Linked DNA regions of Homo sapiens: region 2 is linked to region 1. Evidence: chromatin loops called from intact Hi-C (ENCODE). Cell type or tissue: upper lobe of right lung. All regions are shown on one strand.

Region 1 (8,000 bases):
ACCCCCATGGTGACTATGCCAGGTAAGTTGCTGATAAATCACTGGAATCTTCCTTGTTCCTTTGAAAATCTCCGTTTGGGGGAGAAACTTCCAGGTGAAATTATATGTACTAGGAGCAACATTAAAGGAAAGGTGATAGAAAGTGAGACTTGTTCTCACTTCATTCTCTTCATCTGCGTTGTGTGGAGGCTTAACATAAATAACATTAACTCTGTGCTGTTTTACGTTCTCAGATGTGCAGTTGTTATCTTTTGTATTACAGGAGAGACTCTTGCTTCTCGAGTTGCAGCATCCCAGCTCACTTGCTTAGGTTGTCTTGAGCTTATTGCTAAAAACAGACAAGAATATGAAGACATAGCTGTGAAGCTGGGAACTGATCTAGAATAGTAAGTAAACTTTTCCTTGAACAAATTATTTGGTAAAGTAGAGAGAATATAGCTGTTATAAAATGAAACCATAAAATAAGTGTAATATAAAATAGGTGAACTAGTTGTATGCCCTCTGGATGGGAGAAGTACTTCTAAACTCTTAGAAATGAAGTGATCAATAGGTTTTACTATGTAAAAAGTAAATGGCTGAATAAAAAATATTCAAGAAAATTAAAAAGCAAACGAGGGGAAAAAATCTTTTGTCTCAGATAACAAAGTATTAATTACCTGGCAATGTAAAGACTGCAGAACATTTAAATTTTATAATCCCCTAATAGGAAAGTAAAAATGGAAATGACCAGACACCTCACTGAAGTGGAAATACAAAAGGTTAACAAGAAAGTGTTTCAGGCTCTGTAGTAGAAATGCCAATTAAAATGGAATTGAGGCTGGGTGTGGTGGCTTATGCCTGTAATCTCAGCACTTTGGGAGGCTTAGGCGGGCGGATCACTTGAGATCAGGAGTTCGAGACCAGCCTGGCCAACATGGTGAAACCCTGTTTCTACTAAAAATACAAAAATTAGTTGGGTGTGGTGGCATGTGCCTGTAGTCCCAGCTACTCAGGAGGCTGAGGCAGGAGAATCGCTTGAACCCGGGAGGCAGAGGTTGCAGTGAGCCGAGATCGCACCATTGCACTCCAGCCTGGGTGACATAGTGAGACTCTATCTCAAAAACAAAAACAAAAACAAAAACAAACAAACAAAAAAAAAACCAAACAAACAAAAAAAACCAAAAAAAGAACCTGAGGTATATCCATTATTTGCCTATACAATAAAAAGATTTTTTGTATCAGTGAGGTAGCATTGAGGACTAGCCTTTTTATGCATTGGTGAATAAATTGGTACAGCCCTTCCTCAGAGTTTTTAGAGCCTTAAAAGTTAGATCTTTGGGCCAGGTGCGGTGGCTCACGCCTGTAATCCCAGCACTTTGGGAGGGCGAGGTGGGCGGATCACGAGGTCAGGAGATGGAGACCATCCTGGCTAACACGGTGAAACCCCCCTCTACTAAAAATACAAAAAATTAGCCAGGCATGGTGGCGGGCGTCTGTAGTCCCAGCTACTTGGGAGGCTGAGGCAGGAGAATGGCATGAGCCCAGGAGACGGAGCTTGCAGTGAGCTGAGATTGCGTCACTGCACTCCAGCCTGGGCAACAGAGCGAGACTCTGTCTCAAAAGAAAAAGTTAGATCTTTGACCCTAATACTGTCACTTCTTCACTACGGTCGGTGTAAGAAATAAACAAAGCATAACTTAAATGCCTGAAAATGAGTAGGAATTAGAGGGGTGATGCTTAGATGAGGAGGATTTATCCATACAATAAACTAGTATTTCTTTCATTCTTTTATTTTTTTTGAGATAGGATTTTACTCTGTTGCCTAGGTTGGAATGCAGTGGGGTGATCTTGGCTCACTGCAGCCTCCACGTCCTGGGCTCAGGTGATCCTCCCACCTCAGCCACCTGAGTAGCAGGGACCATAGGACTATAGGTACATGCCACCATGTCCCATGCCTGGCTAATTTTTAAATTTTTTTGTAGAGATTAAGTTTCAATATGTTGCCCAGGCTGGATATTTCTTTTTTCTTTTCCTTTTTTTTTTCTGGACGGAGTCTCGCTCTGTCGCCCAGGCTGGAGTGCAGTGGCGCGATCTCGGCTCACTGCAACCTCCACCTCCCGGGTTCAAGCAATTCTCCTGCTTCAGCCTCCCGAGTAGCTGGGACTACAGGTGCACGCCACCACGCCCGGCTAATTTTTGTATTTTTAGTAGAGACGGGGTTTCACCATGTTGGCCAGGCTGGTCTTGAACTCCTGACCTCGTGATCCACCCACCTTGGCCTCCCAAAGTGCTGCGATTACAGGAGTGAGCCACTGTGCCTGGCGTTTTTTTTTTTTTTTTTTTTTTTTTTGGAGACAGCCTCGCACTGTTGCCCGGGCTGAAGTGCAATGGCACGATCTCGGCTCACTGCAACCTCTGCCTCCCGGGTTCAAGCGATTCTCCTGCCTCAGCCTCCTGAGTAGCTGGGATTACAGGCATCCACCACCACATCCAGCTAATTTTTGTATTTTTAGTGGAGGCTGGATTTCACTATGCTGGCCAGGCTGGTCTCGAACTCCTGACCTCGTGATCCACCCACCTTGGCCTCCCAAAGTGCTGGGATTACAGGCATAAGCCACCGTGCCTGACGGGTATTTCTTAAATGAGGTTTTTCTTTCGGTATAATGGGTGATGTTTTTTCTTTGTGTTTTTCTGAGAAGTAGCATATTACATAATAATTAAAGAAACATACTTTTTGAGTCAGACTACCTGAGTGAACCCAAGCTCTCCTACTTATGAGTTTTGAGACTTTGGGCAAATAAATCTCTGTGTTGTGCCTTGGTTTCTTCTTCTGCAAAATGGAGCATAATGCTAGTGCCTACTTTGCAGAGATGATGTGAGGATTAAAAAAGGCATTCCATGTAAAGTACTTAGAATAGTTGTTGGTATCTGGTAAACATTCAGCAGATGTTAGCTACTTATTATTTTCAGAATTTCCTCCATAGAACATCACATACGTCTAAGAAAAGTGAGAAATTTGAACCCAGGCATTAAAAAAAAAATAAGATTCATGTCCATTAGCCCAGAGATAACTATAGTAAAAAATGTAGTGCGTTTTATTTTCAGACAGGGTCTCACTCTGTTAACTCAGGCTGGAGTGCAGTGGCATGATCACGGCTCACTGCAACCTCTGCCTCCTGGGATCGAGTGATCCTCCCACCTTAGCCTTCCAGTAGCTGGGACTACAGGCACATGCCACCATGCCTGGCTTTTTTTTTTTTTTAATTTAATATTTTGTGGAGACAGGGTCTCACCAATATTGCCCAGGCTGGTAACTCCTGGGCCCAAGCAGTCCACCCACCTCGGCCTCCCAAAGTGGCGGGATTACAGGCGCGTGAGACACTGCACCCAGCCTGTGGTGCATTTTAAAATTTTTATTAGACTCTTTGGTACTTAGTTTGGTTCATACAATGCTTTTCCTCAACATTTTTGTTCTCAAAATTTTTAATTTTATAATAAACACATCTATACCTACTGCTTAGAATCTACCATTAGCATTTTACTATTCTTGCTTTATTACATATCTATTCATCCATTTATTCCCTTTATTCATCTGCCAATCCATCTTATTGGACACATTTTGAAATAAATTGCAGACATCAGTACACTTCTCCTTAAATACTTAAGATTGGCTGTCATTAACTGGAGTTCAGTACACATATATTTTTTTGAGGTAGGGTCTCCCTCTGTTTCCCAGGCTGGAGTACAGTGATACGATCTCCGCTCACTGCAACTTCCGCCTCCCGGGCTCAAGCAGTCTTCCCCTCAAACTCCTGAATAGCTGGAAATACAAGCATGAGCCACCACACCTAGCTAATTTTTGTATTTTTAGTAGAGGCAGGGTTTTGGCAGGTTGCCCAGGCTGGTCTCAAACTCCTGACCTCAAGTGATCCACCTGCCTTGGCCTCCTGAAGTGTTGGGATTACAGGCGTGAGCCACTGCGCCTGGCCATTTTTTTCTTTTGAGGCGGAAGTTATATACAGTGAAATACACAAATATTCAGTGAGTTTTGAGAAATAACCCTTTTTTTTTTCGTTTTGAAACGGAGTCTTGCTCTGTCGCCCAAGTTGGAGTGCAGTGGTGTGATCTTGGCTCACTGCAGCCTCTGCCTCCTGGGTTCAAGCGATTCTCCTGCCTCAGCCTCTTGAGTAGCTGGGACTACAGGCACGTACCACCACACCCGGCTAATTTTTCATATTTTTAGTAGAGATGGGGTTTCACCGTGTTAGCCAGGATGGTCTTGATCTCCTGACCTTGTGATCCACCTGCCTCGGCCTCCCAAAGTGCTGGGATTACAGGTGTGAGCCACAGTGCCCAACCGAGAAATACCTTTGTAACCCAAATTCCTATGAAGACAAAAAACATTATCACTCCAGAGAGTTTCTTCATGCTCCTTATCAGTCAGTCTTTTTCACCAACCCCCAGAGACAACCACTGTTCTGGAGGGTTTTTTTCCCTTCCATAAATTAGTTTTGCTTTTCTAGAATTTTATCCAAATGGAACTATGTCAATATGCACTCTAAAGGCTTCTTTCATCAAGTTTATTTCTTTTGCTGAGTAGTATTTCACTGTATGAATGCACTACAGTTTATTTTCCTATTGGCATAGAATTTTAAAAAAATAGAGTGCACAGGTCTTTCTCTTTGGAGGGTAGCATTAATATGGACATGGTTGTATTGAGACCAACAGATATGCACAACCATTTTACTGCTTCTGTCACAACAAACATTAAAACAAAGTTGGGCGTGGTGGCGCATGCCTATAATCCCGGCGCTTTAAGAGGCTGAGGGAGGAGGATTGCTTGAGCCCAGGAGTTCGAGACCAGCCTGGACAACATGGCGAGACCCCATCTCTACAAAAAATACAAAAATAGCTGAGTGTGGTGATGCGTGCCTGTAGTCTCAGCTTCCCGGGAGGCTGGGGCAGGAGGATTGCTTGAGCTAAGGAGGTTCAGTCTGCAGTGAGCCATCATCGTTCCATTGCACTCCAGCCTGGGCAACAGAGTGAGACTCTATTTCAAAAATTAAAAGAAAATAAATAAAAATTATTGCTTTTAAAAATGCACAGAAATGTTCTGGCTTCTGGTTCTAAAGTATTTATCCCTTCATCTAAGAATAATCTCATGAAAAATATATTCAAAAGGGAAGTAGAAATCTTTTCCCCTGTGTTTCCTGAAGAATCAATTACTTCTTTTTTATTTTTCTGAACAGAACCATACTCTTGGTGATATTAGCAATTTTTAAAAATCTGAACTCAGTTCAGGTACAAGTGGAAAATTACGAGAGTAGACTTATTGTATTTCTTTTCCCCTTGAGTGGTTTTCTGTTTCATCAAAATGACCATAAATCGAATACTTCATCTTATGTTTATGCTTTAACTTTTGTAAATGATGCTTCAATGAATATCTTTGCATGGTCCTGTATGTTTTTGCATCTGATTATTTCTTTTTAATAGATTTTAAAGTGTTACTGTTAGGCCAGAGGGTTATGAACATTTAAGGTTAATACATACTTGCTAAATTGCTTACCAAAAAGGTAAGCAACAGTACATAGGAATAGTCATGTGCCGTTGTCAATTCTTGTTATTTTAAAGGTAGAAACAAGACGAAATGGAGAACGCGTGGTATCCCTTGGATATACTTGTTTAGGAAAGAACTAAGTTTTTTCAGAGTATATGGAGTTGAGCTCATTTCAGTGTTAGCATTATGCAAGATGTGACCCTTCCCTTTTTAGCACGAAGCCAATCAAGAAATGAGATAGCGTAGAGTTTGGTCATGCATTTTTTGCCACAAATGCGACTAGGTATTTATAGGGTGTGTTTCTGAGTTTCTGCTCTGATTTGTAAACTGGGTTCTTGTTTTTTATTACCCAGCCTGAAGAAAGTTCGTGGCAAAGTCTGGAAGCAAAGAATATCTAGCCCTCTGTTCAACACCAAACAATACACAATGGAACTAGAGCGGCTCTATCTACAGATGTGGGAGCATTATGCAGCTGGCAACAAACCTGACCACATGATTAAGCCTGTTGAAGTCACTGAGTCAGCATAAATAAAGACTGCACAGGAGAATTACCCCTATACCTGAGCCTCAACCTTCTGGGGGAAAGGGAACTAGATAACATACTTCTTACTTGTCTGTACAGTACCTTGTTGCAGATGGGTGATATATAATGGTAATAGAATAGCACAGCCAGACTTGCTTCCTGCATGGTAGGGAGAGACACAAAAGATGGGAAACTGCTTTTCCACAAGGAATCTCCGTAGAATTTTGCGGCGACCAGATGGTGCATAGGTCTGGAAGGTCTGATCTCCCTTGGTCTTCCATGGGATGGTTAGTGTGGAGGGGAGATATAGATTGTCCGGCCGCTTTGTGATTCCATGGATTGATTCAGTCTTCTGGATTTTTTTTTCTTTATATTTTGGGTACTGGAGCTTTTAAAAATGTTTGGTTTCAGGTATTTTTATTCATGTGAAGTGTATATGATTCTCTTGAGATAAGGTTTTAAGCTAAAATGTTACTCCCTGTTTTAGTTTCTGAACTCTGACAGATTGACAGGGACTTTGCTGGTGTAGTCTTTTTATAGGTTTTATAAACCACTTGAGCCTATATCAGTCGTTTTAGTGTCTGACCTAATATTTGGAGCTATCAGTGCTTTGTTGATTTAGATGATGACTCAAGATTTTTTCTGGTCCATTTCCCATTTCCTTTTCTTCCCTGACCCCCATACCCTCACCCTTAAAATTCTCCTGTAACTCAACTAACAAAATCAAGCCTGATTCAAAACATCCTAGGGTGTTTTAAACACACCATCTGGTGCCAAATGAAGATTTTTAGGAGTGATTACTAATTATCAAGGGCACAGTTGTGGTACTGTCATTGATAATAATATAGTTTTTTTTTTTTTCCTAATTTTGACCTGTTTCACCAGTGTTTTACCCTTGACTGCCCCTTCTATGCTGCTTCCAAAAGTGATAGTGTGTGTAAGATTTTTACCTTCCTTTCTAAAGTTTTTTTTTTTTTTTTTTAAGTGAGTCCTGTTCTTCCTATTTCTTTCAGCAGAAATGAAATCCCAGGTAAGTATAAGTATTCAAGTATTTGATCAGTAAGTCACAGTTATCTCCAGTGCATTAAATAACCTTCATCAAGAAATAGGTTATAGGTAAAATCTCTGAAGGATCATCTATGTATTCAAGTAATTATTTTTTAGATAATAACTGTCTTCTGGACTTGGTCTTGAAGTCTGTACAGATTCAGCCTCAGTAGTAGCGAACTGCACTGCTGTTTGGTTTGGAGTACAAATTAGACTTATAGTCCTCCTGGAACTTGAGTTATTAAAATCATAGGAATAAAATTATGGGATCTCAACAAAGGGTCGAGGGTTTGAGGCTTAAACAAGCCAACATATGAATATATGTTTTGTCTCGCTATACTGCACTTACGCTATCCAGTTGCAGGTAATTTTTTGTCTGCTAGTAGTGTTCTAGATTATGTCTTTCCAAAGCGCTGAGGCTGTGCACCTATTCTGTAGTTGCAGCTGATGCCTGAATGTATCCTAGCTGACAAATTATTGATTAATAAGAACTTGAATTTCTGGAAGATTCTTACTGTTAACCAAATTTTGAGCAAGGAGTCTCAAAGGTAATTCTGAACCAGAATTACATGTTAATGAACAGTGTACCTTTTAACAGTGTAAATCACGGAATATCCGTGAAGGGATTTCTTAATTTATTTTTTACCGGTTGATTGAAATATCAGTTAAAGGTTGCCAGCATGGTTGCAGATAAACTGATGTTTGAAATTCGCTGAAATACTTAATGTGGAATAGGATAATATACTTCCAATGCCCTCAAGGCTGTGACCTTACAGCCATTTTACATAGCACATCATTCCTCCTATAGGGATGAACTTTTTCCTGGCACGAAAAGTAGCCGCTCTGGTTGAAGCTTTGCTTATTGTAACAGGCTTTTATTTCCAGGTAATATGT
Region 2 (8,000 bases), 190 kb before region 1:
ATCTCTGCCTCCTGGGCTCAGGTGATTCTCCTGCCTCAGCCTCCTGAGTAGCTGGGATTACAGGCATGTGCCACCACACCCAGCTAATTTTTGTATTTTTTGTAAAGATGGGGCTTCTCAATGTTGGTCAGGTTGGTCTTGAACTCCTGACCTGAAGTGATCCACCTGCCTCGGCCTCCCAAAATGCTGTGATTACAGGTGTGAGCCACCGTGCTGAGCCTGCAACATTATTTTAAAGTGAGAAATACACTGTGTAGGTTCCTTTTCAGTGGACACATGAATAACTCCACTAACTCGCTCTACTAACATGAGTAACTCTTTTTATCTTTGCCAGAATCTTGATTGAAAGGGGCATAAATGTTTTCTCTGTTACTATTTCCTCCTTGCACTTTGACTAGGTTTTGCAGCCACTCTTGATGATGACAAACCTTGGTACTCCATTTTTCCCATTGACAATGAGGATCTGGTATATGGACGCTGGGAGGACAATATCATTTGGGATGCTCAGGCCATGCCCCGGCTGTTGGAACCTCCTGTTTTGACACTTGATCCCAATGATGAGAACCTCATTTTGGGTATATTACTGGCAGAGGCCAGTGTTTCTTCTCCTTTGAAAACTTGCTGTTAATGTCAACGGGCAGGAGGAAATCAGAAGGGTTGGAGATGATTAGGACTAGAAACCTGTAGGTAGCGGCTTGAGAGAGCGAAGTTTTGGCTGTTAGTTTATATTATTTGTGTATATGCTTAGGGAACACTCACGTAGGAATGTTGGAAAGTTGCAACTTTGAGATGTCAAGAGCATAGTTTGTTCCGTTAGTGAATCATGGACTCGAAACTTCTAGGTAGCAGTTTGAGAGAGCAAAATTGTGGCAGTTAGTTTTTATTATTTGTGTATTCCCTAGGGAAAACTCATGTAGGACTGTCGGAAAGTAGTACCTTTGAGATGTCAAGCGTGTAGTTCACTTAGTGAATCATGTACTAGAAGTGATTTGGGATGGGATGAAAAGATACAGGTGTAGTTCAGTTAGTAAATCGTGGACTAGAAGTTACCTGGGGGGGGGTGGGATGAAAGGTCTAGTTAAGACCTTCACTGGAACATCCGTCACCTTAAAGAAGAAAACTGGATACTTGTCTGTAGGAAAGGTGAATCTTCAGGGAGAGCAACTCAAGTGATTTTTGTTTTATTCTCAGAAATTCCTGATGAGAAGGAAGAGGCCACCTCTAACTCCCCCTCCAAGGAGAGTAAGAAGGAATCATCTCTGAAGAAGAGTCGAATTCTCTTAGGGAAAACAGGAGTCATCAAGGAGGAACCACAGCAGGTGTGTGAAGAAAAAAGGGGCTTGGTGTTTAGAAGAACAAAGAAAGGTAATAGAGAAGGATAGTCTGACCGAGATTTGTTTGATTATCTATCATTAGAACATGTCTCAGCCAGAAGTGAAAGATCCATGGAATCTCTCCAATGATGAGTATTATTATCCCAAGCAACAGGGTCTTCGAGGCACCTTTGGAGGGAATATTATCCAGGTACAAATAGTGTCTTTTCTGTGATAGAGGAGAACCCCATGGCTTTGTTCTGACGGAGGATATGGGAAAATCTTGCTTAGGATGGAATTAGCTAATTTTAACCCTTCTATTTCCTGTTTTAGCATTCAATTCCTGCTGTGGAATTACGGCAGCCCTTCTTTCCCACCCACATGGGGCCCATCAAACTCCGGCAGTTCCATCGCCCACCTCTGAAAAAGTACTCATTTGGTGCACTTTCTCAGCCAGGTCCCCACTCAGTCCAACCTTTGCTAAAGCACATCAAAAAAAAGGCCAAGGTATAATTGAATTCTGGTTAGAAAACAGCTATAAAGGATATTGGGGTATAAATTAAGGGAATGTACCAGGTATTAGATTGTATTAGGGAATTGGTTATTTTCTCAGATGTGATAGAATGTTATTTTGGTTATTTAGGAGAATGTCTTTATTGTTAGGTGATGCATGTGAAAATATTTAAAGGTGAGGTGTCAGAATGACTGCATCTTTCAAAAACTGTCCAGCAAAGTCTATAGAAAGATAAAAGTTTAAAAAAATGGCGAAATATAAACAGCGACGTGGGATAATAAGTGTTCATAGTACAGTCGTCCTTCGTTATCTCTGGGAGATTGGTTCTAGGACCTTCTCTGGATACCAAAATCTTTAGATGTTCCAGTTTCTGATAAAATAGCATAATATTTGCACATAACCTATGCACATCCTCTCCTATAGTTTAAATCACCTCTAGATTACTTATAATACCTACTCCAATGTAAATGCTATGTGAATAGTTGTTAACACTGTTATTGGTTAGGGAATAATGACAAGAAAAGTCTGTACCTGTTCAGCACAGATGCACTTGTATTTTCTGAATATTTTCTATCTATGGTTGGTTGAAATCACGGATGCAGAACCCATACATGGATATGGAGGGCCGACTGTACTATTCTTTGAACTTTACAGTATGTTTGAAAATTTTGATTATGAAATTGGAAAATAGGTAAAATGTTTTTGGTGTGTTTGTCTCAGATTGAACAACGTCATTGTGTGTAGTAGTGTCCTGTCAGGAGCTAGATGGTATTTTCTTTGTTCTGGACAGATGAGAGAACAAGAGAGGCAAGCTTCAGGTGGTGGAGAGATGTTTTTTATGCGCACACCTCAGGACCTCACAGGCAAAGATGGTGATCTTATTCTTGCAGAATATAGTGAGGAAAATGGACCCTTAATGATGCAGGTTGGCATGGCAACCAAGATAAAGAACTATTATAAACGGGTGAGTCTCTGCTCAGAAAATTTTTTTCCCATACATAATTCTGCTTATGCTTCCATAAACTTTTATGTACAAACTTTTTGTTATTAACATAGCTGTAGTGAGACAAACTGCAAACTTACATACAAATTTTTTATTATTAACGTAGCTGTAGTTAGAGATCTACTGGTAATCTGTGAACATATACCATAAATTTCTTGGGAGAAAGGAGTGGTACCTTTTTTTGTAGTTATAACATGTTGAGCATCTCAAATCTCAAAATTCGAAATCAAAATCCAAAACTTTTTTTTTTTTTTTGAGACTGAATCTTGCTCTTTTGCCAGGCTGGAGTGCAGTGGCATGATCTCCACTCACTGCAACCTCCACCTCCTGGGTTTGGGCAATTCTTCTGCCTCAGCCTCCTGAGTAGCTGGACTACAGGCGTGTGCCACCACACCCAGCTAATTTTTGTATTTTTAGTAGAGACAGGGTTTCATCATGTTGGCCAGGATGGTCTCGATCTCTTAACCTCGTGATCTGCCCGTCTTGGCCTTCCAAAGTGCTGAGATACAGGTATGAGCCACCATGCCCGGCCAATCCTAAACTTTTTGAGCACTATGATGATACTCAAATGCTCATTGGAGCATTTTGGATTTCCAGATTTGGGATGCCCAACTGGTAAGTATAATGCAACTATTCCAAAATCCGAAACACTTCTGGTCACAAGCATTTTGGATGAGGGATACTCAACCTGTATTAGTAAAGTGCTATGGTCATATTGTGTAGGATTATTGATATATTCTAAATAACTGGGTCTTCTGTGTTCCTTATAGAAACCTGGAAAAGATCCTGGAGCACCAGATTGTAAATATGGGGAAACTGTTTACTGCCATACATCTCCTTTCCTGGGTTCTCTCCATCCTGGCCAATTGCTGCAAGTGAGGAATTCTTTCCTGTTTTTACTGTTAACTAAGGAAATTGATAAATGAGGAACCAGTCAGCTCAGAAAGAACTATTATAATTCTAGTTGATTGAGATGCTTTAATTTTAAGTACAAAGAAAATAAGTATAATCCAAAAATGTTTTAAAGAAATCTTTTTCTTAAAACTGGCTGTGAATTGTGTTATTCTCAGGCTAAATGTAAAATAGGTTTTTAAAAATACACACTGGTAAGCTCAGTAACATCTGGGAAGCATAAGGAAGTCAACCTAGGATGAATTTACTATAAATTTACTATAATTTATGAATATTTAATTTTTGTGTATAAAATTGATAACATTTTGATCACATTAGCTGTGGTTATTGTGAATATTGAACCACACCTGAACTGTGCCATCTACAGTCCCCAGCCATAGTGAAATGCTTTTTTTTTCCCTCCTTTGTTCTAATGGGTGTAAAGAGGCTCTCTTATAACAGCTTTTATATATTCAAGGGGGGAAGTATGATGGTCCACAAATGATGTGGAAAATCTCTAGCACTCTCCCATCTTGTTTTTTTTCTCCATTTCATTTCTCTTGGCAATCTTAACCATTTGTCCTACTCTTATACCTAGTTTATTCTACTGTTGTTGTTGTTTATTCTCCTAAAGCATCTGCAAAGCTCAGTTTTTTTCTTTATCCTTTACATTCATAGTCTATTGCTAACCGGATGTTTAGTATCATCTTTGTATTGTTCTTCTCCTTTCCCTGGAACTTTCTGTTGAGGTTTTCTACCAATTCAGCCTCTTCTTTTGTGGCTACTTTTGTAGTCTCTTAAAGATCTTTTTCTGGCCGAGCGTGGTGGCTCACGCCTGTTAATCCCAGCACTTTGGGAGGCCGAGGTGGGCGAATCACCTGAGGTCAGGAGTTCGAGACCAGTCTGACCAACATGGAGAAACTCTGCCTCTACTCAAAATACAAAATTAGCCGGGCATGGTGGCACATGCCTGTAATCCCAGCTACTCGGGAGGCCGAGGCAGGAGAATCACTTGAACCCGGGAGGTGGAGGTTGCAGTGAGCCGAGATCGCGCCATTGCACTCCAGCCTGGGCAACAAGAGCGAAACTCCATCTCAAAAAAAAAAAAAAAAGATCTTTTTCTGTATTCTTCTGTAATTCTTTTTCTGCCTATATTTCACATGTAGAATTTTCTTTCCACACTCAGTGATGGTCTTCCCTCTTTCTGTCTACTCTTCTGATTTTCGGGGAAGGCTTTCCTTAGACTCAGGCTTCTTGTGACAGTTTATCCCTATCTTGCCTCTACTTAAACTGGCTCAAATGTTTCTGTTCAGCTGTCCTCTGTCCTACTGTCTTGTGTTTTCCTTTTGTTTTTTCCCAGCCTATTCTGTCTAGCACTCTTTCTACCTCATTGGTTGTTTTATGATTTATTTGTTTGGAGATAGGGTCTGGCTCTGTGACCCAGGCTGGAGTGCAGTGGCACGATCTTGGCTCACTGCAACTTCTGCCTCCTGGGCTCAAGCCATCCTCCTACCTCAGCCTCCCAAGTAGATGGGACAATAGGCGCACGCCACCACATCCAGCTAATTATTGTATTTTCTGTAGAGATGGGGTTTTGTCATGTTGCCGAGGCTGGTCTTGAACTCCTGAGGTAAAGTGATCTACCTGCCTCGGCTTCCCAAAGTGCTGAGATTACAGGCATGAGTCACTGTGCCCGGCGTTGTTTTGTTTTTTAATTAGTTTAATAATTTATTCAACAAATGTTGCTCTCACACGTTGTGTGTTGGGCTACACTGGGGTCTAGGGTAGTAGTATAGTACTTGGTACATTATGAAGTGATTTTCATATGTAATCTTCATAGCAGTCCTGTGAGGTATAGGCATTTTTAAGTATCTCTGTTTTGTAGATGAGGAAAACTAAACTTAGACATGTTAAATAGCTTAAATAGACATGTTAAATCATAGAGGTAATGGCAGAGCTAGCATCATCTGAATTCACATCCTGTATTTTCTCCCCTACTGACTCTGAAAGATAGTGGATGAAAAATTGTTTAGTCACATTTGATAATCTATATTTTAATTTATTTGTATTACTGGATAGACCTTAGATGGCGTAATTAAGATGGAGAGCAATAAGCTTGGTATTTCTTTCTCAGCAGTTGACTGAATTTCCTAGGGCTACTCTGTATATAATTTTTGTGTTTTTACTTTTGTTAGGCATTTGAGAACAACCTTTTTCGTGCTCCAATTTATCTTCATAAGATGCCAGAAACTGATTTCTTGATCATTCGGACAAGACAGGGTTACTATATTCGGGAATTAGTGGATATTTTTGTGGTTGGCCAGCAGTGTCCCTTGTTTGAAGTTCCTGGGCCTAACTCCAAAAGGGCCAATACGCATATTCGAGACTTTCTACAGGTAAGAATGGGAGGATAGGGAGGGGATTGGGTTGTATACAGAAAGGGTATGTTGGGGCCGGGCATGGCGGCTCATGGCTGTAATCCCAGCACTTTGGGAGGCCGCGGTGAATGGATCACTTGAGGTCAGGAGTTCGAGACCAGCCTGACCATCATGGTGAAACCCTGTCTCTACTAAAAATACAAAAATTAGCTGGGCGTGGTGGCTCACGCCTGTGATCCCAGCACTTTGGAAGGCCGAGGTGGGCGGATCACCTGAGGTTGGGAGTTTGAGACCAGCCTGACCAACATGGAGAAACCCCGTCTCTACTAAAAATACAAAATTAGCCAGGCGTGGTGGCACATGCCTGTAATCCCAGCTACTCAGGAGGCTGAGGCAGGAGAATCGCTTGAACCTAGGAGGCGGAGGTTGCAGTGAGCCGAGATCGCACCACTGCACTCCAGCCTGGGCAACAAGAGTGAAACTCAGTCTCAAAAAAAAAAAAAAAATTTAGCCAGGCATGGTGGCGCACGCCTATGGTCCCAGCTACTCTGGAGGCTGAGGCAGGAAAATCACTGGAGCCCGGGAGGCAGAGGTTGCAGTGAGCTGAGATCAAGGCACTGCACTCTACTCTGGGTGACAGAGCGAGACTCCGTCTCAGAAAAAGTAGGCTGTGTGGGTTTGGGAGCACATCGGGAAAGATGAAAATACATTAGAGCTTAGCAAAGGAAGAGGCCCTAGTGAGGACTTTTATCCTTTTCTTTGCCAAATAAAATACACTTGGTTTGTTGGGCAGGTTTTTATTTACCGCCTTTTCTGGAAAAGTAAAGATCGGCCACGGAGGATACGAATGGAAGATATAAAAAAAGCCTTTCCTTCCCATTCAGAAAGCAGCATCCGGAAGAGGCTAAAGCTCTGCGCTGACTTCAAACGCACAGGTCGTCTGTTGTGACTAGTTATTTGTCTGCCTTTTTCCAAGAAAAGAATTTTGATGGCTTTGAGTTAAAGGATAAGCATATAGTTAATAAAATAGAAATTGATGGCTGTTGAAAGGAGGTAGCAGATCTTCTAACACTCTGGTTGCTTTTTTGAATTTGGCTGCCAGGAAGTTTAATGTGATTGTTGGATATCTTCTATGAGTTGTAGGAAACTTAGCAGCTGGGGTTTTCTTGGCCAGTCATGCCAACTGTGGCTAGGCCTGTTACAGTTTTGGTTTGCTGTCCCTGTTGCTGTCAATAAATATCAGGGCCTTTGGAATTCAGAATGGTCTCATTCTCTATGTATATGTCTTTTCCAGGGATGGACTCAAACTGGTGGGTGCTTAAGTCTGATTTTCGTTTACCAACGGAAGAAGAGATCAGAGCTATGGTGTCACCAGAGCAGTGCTGTGCTTATTATAGCATGATAGCTGCAGAGCAACGACTGAAGGTGAACACCTTCCTCTTAGACACCACTTATGCCTGTGGTTTTTTGTTTTTTTTTTTCTTCCCCCCAGAGAGATGAGAGAGAAGATTCTTTCTCTGACTGGCTTAGGGAGGATGGTTTACTAGATTATTACCAATTACTAAAAAGTTCAATTTGTATAAAGTACTTCTACGTACATCAGTTCTGGAGAAAAACTATAGTGTAGCTAAGTATCAGTGGGAAGGCATAATGAGGAACTTTGGGCATATTGTTTTGCTTTGAAAATGGTGACTGGGTGACTTTAATCTCTTCTTTGCAAGATAAGCATATAAGCAGGGAAAGTACTTGTCAGCCTCTCAGGTAGGCAGAGATGATGATGGTGCTGAATGTGTGGTTTAGAGAAGCACAGAATTCTTATAAGGCCAAAAGAGAAAAGGTCCAGCTGAGGTGTGACAGCACAGCTCTGTCCCACTGAGTTAATGAGACTCAGTTATTGAGCA

Evidence for each region. Hi-C counts contacts between places; a loop is a spot of excess contacts. Peaks named below come from ENCODE experiments on the same cell type or tissue, not always from the same donor. Only the 100,000 strongest peaks of a DNase experiment are listed, where the experiment ranks them.
Region 2: a loop joins it to region 1, with 4 times the contacts of the local background. A loop is called at or near these places in 20 of 110 quality-filtered maps.

What each region holds. Positions count from the first base shown.
Region 1 is chrX:71,567,731-71,575,730 of GRCh38, forward strand. It overlaps OGT (O-linked N-acetylglucosamine (GlcNAc) transferase), which reads left to right. Exons shown (of 22, transcript NM_181672.3): 20 at 1-22; 21 at 263-386; 22 at 5,890-8,000. The coding sequence ends at 6,064. Among named protein-coding and RNA genes, the nearest start is that of GCNA, 6.7 kb to the right of the region's middle. In upper lobe of right lung, no CTCF peak of the experiment used is centred here; a DNase peak (open chromatin) is centred at 3,871.
Region 2 is chrX:71,381,345-71,389,344 of GRCh38, forward strand. It overlaps TAF1 (TATA-box binding protein associated factor 1), which reads left to right. Exons shown (of 38, transcript NM_004606.5): 9 at 399-575; 10 at 1,192-1,319; 11 at 1,417-1,524; 12 at 1,647-1,820; 13 at 2,618-2,791; 14 at 3,601-3,705; 15 at 5,917-6,117; 16 at 6,893-7,034; 17 at 7,394-7,524. Among named protein-coding and RNA genes, the nearest start is that of TAF1, 19 kb to the left of the region's middle. In upper lobe of right lung, no CTCF peak of the experiment used is centred here; no DNase peak of the experiment used is centred here.